Linked DNA regions of Homo sapiens: region 1 is linked to region 2. Evidence: chromatin contacts called from ENCODE Hi-C or POLR2A ChIA-PET data. All regions are on one chromosome and are shown on one strand. Each heading gives the region's core, a stretch centred on a gene start or an enhancer-like site at or near the end of the contact. The rest is flanking DNA. Distances are from core to core; before and after follow the strand shown. Region 1 overlaps TRD-AS1 (TRD antisense RNA 1). Region 2 has its middle 220 kb from the start of TRD-AS1.

Evidence for each region. Hi-C counts contacts between places; a loop is a spot of excess contacts on that map. ChIA-PET counts read pairs that join two places held with the same protein, here RNA polymerase II (POLR2A).
Region 1: POLR2A ChIA-PET joins it to region 2 with 18 read pairs in PC-9. The contact joins two enhancer-like sites. A Hi-C loop is called at or near these places in 1 of 168 maps with a recorded cell type or tissue (Caco-2). POLR2A ChIA-PET finds 5 or more read pairs at or near these places in 1 of 52 experiments (PC-9).

The regions. Positions count from the first base shown.
Region 1 is chr14:22,387,877-22,391,241 of GRCh38, reverse strand. All of the region lies in intron 2 of TRD-AS1 (TRD antisense RNA 1), which reads left to right. It also overlaps TRA. Among named protein-coding and RNA genes, the nearest start is that of TRD-AS1, 93 kb to the left of the region's middle. RefSeq lists enhancers at 2,732-3,232, 3,341-3,365. Within about 2 kb of position 1,846, at least 4 of the 41 ENCODE cell types and tissues checked have a DNase peak (open chromatin) inside an H3K27ac peak, as active enhancers do; they include PC-9, where a contact is called at or near this core.
Region 2 is chr14:22,264,447-22,267,825 of GRCh38, reverse strand. It overlaps TRA and the pseudogene TRAV37. Among named protein-coding and RNA genes, the nearest start is that of TRD-AS1, 220 kb to the left of the region's middle. Within about 2 kb of position 2,050, at least 2 of the 41 ENCODE cell types and tissues checked have a DNase peak (open chromatin) inside an H3K27ac peak, as active enhancers do; they include PC-9, where a contact is called at or near this core.

The sequences.
Region 1 (3,365 bases), core at 597-3,096, 120 kb before region 2:
TCTTTCGTTTTGTTTCACCTTTGCACACCTAGATCACCTAGATCACCACTTATCTTATGGTGTCATGGAAACAATGGAGCTTCAGCCCCACCCCAAATCTTCCCCTGCTTTATTTCTTCTAGTTGACCTATGACTTGACTTACTGAACCTTCATCAAGCTTGAAATCCTCTCTGTTCCTGCCCCTGTTGCTCTCCTACCTTGTTCCTCTGCAAAGATAGAGAAATGAGTCAGAGAAACTTCCTGATCACGTTAAAAAACAAATAAAATACCTGATGACTAGTTCAGGAGCTGGGTAACTACAGCATAATGTATAAAAGGTTGAATTGCTCACATAATTGTCTGTAAAGTTCAAGCAGCTTAGGCCTTTCTGTAGAAGACCTCAGTCTTTACCCTATGCACAATTCAAACTGTGGTTCAAGTGCAGGAGGACTGAGAGTACGACACTGAGGATACCTTAGTGACAGGGCTCTTGGAAGACACCACAGTTATAGTAACTCTGCATGTGTGTGTGTAGCACTGTGTGCATGAGTGTGCGGTAAAAATGAAGCTTTGCGAAGTGAATAACTATGTCTTTCCTGCACTATCTCATAACCCCAGTGCCTCCAACAGAGTAAGCACTTGCTTATAAGCATATTGCCCCATAGTACAGTGGTTAAGAGATGATGCTTTGGAATCCAACCATCTAGAATTGTAGCTCTTCTACCATAGTTGTTCAATCTTAAGAAAGTTTCTTAGCCTTTCTGACCTTAGGTTCCTCATCCATAAAACAGGGATGCCTTCACTCCCACACCCAGAACGTCGATGAGGATTAGAGATGATGCATGTGAAGCCCGAGGCATTGTGCCTGACACGTGGTCACTGCTCAGTAAAGAGTAGCTGTTTATGCTATTTCCATGTGTGGGTATGTGCAGATCTCTGTGAGTGTATGAGAGCTTTTCATTTCAGAAAATGAAATGTGCAGGCATGGGGTGGAACTGATTCTCTCCTACATGTCCTTTGCCACTCCCTTCTATAACCGTGAAGACTTTGCTCAAGTTTCCAGGGACCAATGTGCTCTTGAACCCTGTCTGGAAGGGGAACACCTCTTGCATATAAATAAGCTTTCTGTTGAAATGGGCATGAAGGGACAGTGGCTGACCCTCCCCTTCTGCTGTGTGCCCTGATGCTCATTTGACCGTCAGCACCGCTGTCTTCTGCTGTGGACGATTGTGATCGACCCAGTCTTGGGAGCTGCCAATGCAACAGAGAATTAGAGCCTTTGTATTCAATCATCATTGAGAGCCTATTAGGAGGACAAGGTACCATGTGGCTACTCAAAAGGCTGAGAGTCTGGAAATGGCCATGACAGAGGAAAATCCTTTCACTTGGCTGATGGAGGCCAGGTCTATAGCTTTAAGGCAATTGGCACAGATGCTGAGCGAGGGGGGTGCATTCATTTTGTGCTCAATAAAACAACTTTTATTCAGGGATGTGAATTGTTATCTCCTCGGGAAAGGTGAAGGTACAGAAACAGGTTGTAATTCCTTGGAGAATCTAATTCCCTTGTAGCTGGAGACAGAAAGACAGTGAGAGGGAGGGAGAGAGATAGATGAAAGAAGCTCTGTTATCCTAGGAAGTCCTAGGTAATTACCCAGCCTGAATTTCTCCTGGAGCTTCAGGATGGTACCAGATGTGTCCAGGCCCTCTGTGCGCCACCCCACAGAGCTAGCAACCAGAGTCCGTCTCCTCCTCCCGTGGCTGTTCTTCATGTCTGGGAACACATCAAAGGAGGTTTGATGTTCATAACTGCTGTGAGTCATTTTCACATGGAGCTGCGGGGAGCTGCCTGTACTGCTGCATGCTGTATAGCCCTTTGTGAGCGCAGCTGAGCTGAACCAATCCCCTATTATGGGTGAGAGTAGATTCCTCCTGGGAGACCTGGATTGGGTCCACACCCCTGTGCAGAATAAAATAGGACTTCTTATTGAGAAGTAGTTATTAAAACATCCCTCAGTCTTGGCTATGCACCTACACTGCCCACAGGGACAGCTCTGCATGGTCCTTCCACAAGAGTGTGGCCACCTCCAGGCCCTGCTGTTAGTGCCAATAACATCTGAAGCCTCACTGTTTGCCTCACTCCGAGGACAAAGGACATCAACAAGACTCCAACCACCACCCCATTGCTTCTCAATTGGAGAAGGAAATTCTGCTTGCTCCTGTTGAGTTTGGCTGTTGCTGGAAAAAGTGTCCCATACAACTCTCTTTGAGGGCTGGCAGAGGACTGGGAAATTAGCCACAAGACTGTGAGCTGGAATGGGCCTTAGTCATCATCTGGTTCTAGTCCCTCAAATTACAGATGATAAGTGAGGCACAGAGAGGTTAAGCAAGTTGTCTAAAGTCACACAGACAAGTGAGGATTTCTAGCGCAGGAAGTAATTTTCTAAGAGGGGGAGAGAAATCCTGGTAGGGTGAATCTTGCTACTACATTTTCACTGGAGGATGCTTCAGAGGGTTGAATCTGTGGGAAAGCAATGGGGACCAGGAGAGCTGCAGCTGATCTCAGTTTTATACCTCAGTTTCTCTGTACGAAAAATGGCTGTATTATTTATCTTCATTTCAGGACTGTTAAGGGGCTTCATGAGTGACTCTGAGAAGTCCTGAGAGTTCTGGGCTTTCAGGTTAATAAGATAACAGTTTCTTGTTGGGCCTGAGACAAGGACTAGTTGCCTGGACTGAATAATCTGTTCTCTGTTCCTCAGCTACCCTGAAGGCCTTATGAAGCCCCTGGGTTTGGGAGTGTGGAAGAATTAAATAAAGGAATAGTCAGACTGAGTGGTGGGGTTGGAGAAAAGTGTGAGAAGTGGGGAAGTGGGCGCAATCCCTGCCTGCTCTGGACCTGGGAACACTCTCCCAAGAAAAAGTGTGTCTTCCGAGTGAGGCTGTTTCCTGCAGTCGGCAGGACTGGACTCCCTCCTTTTGTTTGGGGCAGCATGGAAACCGTGTTTCCCTATCTATGTGCACCTGAATGCACTCTAGTTATGCTGTATCTTTTCAATTTTGCTGGAGAAGCAAGTGTGGTTTGCTCTTTAAAATTCCCAGAGCTCCCTTTCCCATTTGGGATTTGTGGTGAAAGGTCAGACCGCAGAATTGTCTCGCGGTAATGGGGCTTCTGAATAAATGAGCCCCCGAGGGCTGCCAGGGGGACCAGAGAGCAGCAGACGCCTGCTGGGACTAAGCCCGGCAGCAGAAGCCACAGTGTCCCCCTGGCCACGGAAAAGTGGCCCCAGTGGGCTGCTCCTCATTTTCTGGCAATGTGCCCCATCCCCTGGCATGGTGAAGTCCCACGAGCCCAGAGGCCCACGTCCCGACATCAGTCTTCTCAACT
Region 2 (3,379 bases), core at 801-3,300:
TTGATGCAAGGGATGTGAAATCCTTTGATGATCAGAATGATCAATGAGACACTCTGAGCCATCAGTTCATGCAACTATGTGTGGCACTTTGGAGGAGACCACAGATTCACACCCAGAATATGTATTAAGAAGAAAAAAAATTCCTAATACCTCCAGGTTGGAAGTGGTCCAATGTAATCAACTTGCCAACTAGTGTGTGGCTGGTTCCTTTGAAGGATGATTCCACATCGAAGGCTCAGTGTTGTATTTACTGCTGACAGGGTGGACATTTGGTAGTGAGACAGCCAGGTGGGAGGGGGTCCCTAGAGAAATTCCAAGCAGCCTGTGCACTGGGGTGGAGCCGCAGAAGTTGGCATCCTTTGCAGTGGGGAGGAGCCAGGCTCCTCCTCTTCCTGTGTGGAACCTGGGATTCGAACTGCGGGGTGGGAAGTGCTCTAGCAGGGACTCTGGCCTTGTAAGAGTCCCTGTTTCCCCCTTTTCTTCCTCTTCACCCAATAAAACCGTGTCTTACTCACCATTCAAATTGTTTGCGAGCCTGAATTTTCGTGCCCATGGGAAAAGAACCCTGTCTTTGAACTAAGGAAAAGTCCTGTGACAGCAGCAGAAGTAGCTGAATCTGTCTTGGTGGGAGAAAACCCATGCTTCTGGGCTTATAAAGAAACTCAATCTGTCACCTCAGCTAATCTATTCATGGGTCTATTGTTCAAGAAATTGACAAGCACAGACATTCTCTGGCTGGCTGACATGCTTTGGACCGACCGTCTTGTCCACATGGTTGTTGAATGCTTCCTCTGTAATGGGCGTTTTCTTGTGAGTATTGATATAAGACACAATGATCAAAACAGTTTTTGCCAAAATTCACTGTTCCTTCAGTTCAGAGTCATTGCTAAATGTGACTCACCCTCCTCCCACCCTACCTGCTCAGAGCTCTGACCCTAGAAAAGAGCAGGATGCTGGACTCACTGTTTATGACCTCTCCTCACATCATTGACTTCCTTTCTAGCTAGCTGGTTGGCATTTTATCCCTTTTAAGGAGAAGACAGCTTTTCTACCATGTTGTGTTCTCTTTTCCTTTAAATGCTTTGTACAATTTTCCCTCAGATTTTGGTACTTGATCTTCTAAGCCAATCTTTTTGGCATGTCAAAATATTTTTCCTTTCACTACTGAATTTGATGGTCATGGCTTTCAAGATTTTGTATTTTCTATATCTTTGTAAAAGTCTACAAAGAAGCTCAAAGACAAGAATTTTACCCTGTTCTTTCTTTGTTCTTTAGTGCTCTCTCCTTTTTGATATTTAGCCTCTAGTTTTTGGGCTAGTTTTCACAAAGGAAGGGCCTCACACTGAGAAACAAAGTACTTTAGATGGTATTTGAAAACACTATCCTTCCTCACATGGTCTTCAAATGAAATGTTTGATATTATGTTATAAAACAGTCCCTCATATTTCCCTTTGTATGCAGCAGAGTTATAGTCAGTGCCCCAGGGCCCTTATAAAAGGAGGTGTGCCCAGGCCCCTCAGCAAGCTTTAGGTACCGGGTGCAGGTGACTGTGGGCACTGTGTGCTTGCTGCGCAGAAGAATGTGGTTGAGTCATGGAGCTGGGAATCCTGTATGTGCAGGGAAATGTGCTGGTCTCCTTTTTTAAGCCTGGCTGTGAATCTTCCACTGATCTTCTCTCTCACAGTTGATAGCATTTGTATCAGGGAAATGAGGCCTTCCTCAGGATCCTGCCTGAACCACTGAAGAAATCTGAAGGGCTGTCTCTGTAACTGCAGTTCAGTGTGACGCTGTCACCTTCCTTGACTTTCAGGGAAGGAGCATTCTGTTCCACTGGCAGTTGTCCATTTGACCCTGCTTAGGAGGAATGAAACATTTTCATATATATAGTGTGTTTGTTCATCAGTTTCATTATTTGTTTTACATTCCTGAGACTAGACCCAAGATTGTCCCCGGGATCTTTCTAAATTTCAATGCCCTGGCCGCCCCTACTTGATTCCTCCCCTCCTCATGACTCGCCTGACTCACAGGTCAGCTGCACACAGAGGAGCAGCAGCAGAGTGCTCAGTGGAGTTTCCATTCTTTCCTTTTCCTGGAGCCTCTGTGGATTCAGTTTGGAGACCTAGATTTGGCCGTGTTCACTGGGCCTAGTTCACTGTTCTAGAGTCTTCTGGTTCTGTTGGTTGGGTAGCCTTTGGGGAATCTTCATTGTTTTTACGGATAATCAAAACCTCACTGTTACATCACACACATCATTGAATGCCCTCCTCCTGCTGTTCCCTTCCCCTTGTTCTAGTTTCTGGCAGTGCCTCTGTCAAAGGAAGCACTGCCCCCAGGTGGTCTGAACTCAAAAAAATTGTTTTTTCATTTCCCCCTTAATATAAAGTAACTCGTTATGTTGAAATGAAAGGTAGACGGAACATACAGAGAGGTGAGGAGCAAACAAAAAAGAAAGAAAGCAAACAGTGTTAAAAGGAAAGTTTCTCCAGTTATGACTGTCTGAAAATCCTTTACACCTGAAACTCCCTCACTCCCCTCACCTTTAAAGAATTATGCAGGCTTTTTGCCTCTATGGCACTGTAGTACATTCTGAGGGGGGTAGGAATAGGTTGAGAGAAGATCTGATTATTTCCCTTAATTGATTATTTTTCTACCAGAGCTGTATTATATGTCTCAATCTCAGCAGCTTTAAATAAGTTAAAAGAGTTAGACCTTTTCCAAATTCTCGTTAAAAAGACAAAGGAGGAAAATGTAGTATCCTTTCTTTTAGGATGTTTTCAGGTGTGAGAAAGCAGTCTAGTAACTGGCTAACTCTGAGCATGCTAGTGCTTTTGCAAATATCCAAGTGCTTTATATTTAGCTCTGGGCACCTGTGCACACTGGTAATTTCTCATGTTTTACATATTAGTTTTCTGAAACTCTGTTTTATGGTTTCCTGTACTTGCAGCAATGACTAGGGACTCAAGATGAGGAGAGGATAGGGAAGAAAGCTCTCATCTGTTCTTTGCATCCAGGTCTCATCCTGTGGAGCATAGGTGCCTACCTATTACCCTCCCACATTTTCTCAGCTATATTTCTTGGGTAAAGCCCTGGCCCTAGCAAATCTATCCTCATTCTTTTCTTCCTTCATTTCTTTCTGTGGTCATGACATAAGTGTCTGAGCCTCTACACTGAGTCTATGAAGAATAAGAGGATCTTTGATGTTAATTGTGGATATTACTCTTCCATTCTTTTTTGTGTATGAAATTATGTAAAACAAGGAGAATTTTTTTTTTTTTCGTTTTTTGTAGCTTAGACTAGAGTTAGCTTTCTCCTGGACATGCAGGGTTTGGGTAAGACTGGACTCTACCTTCTCCTGTTTTCACATTTCTGCTTGAGAAAA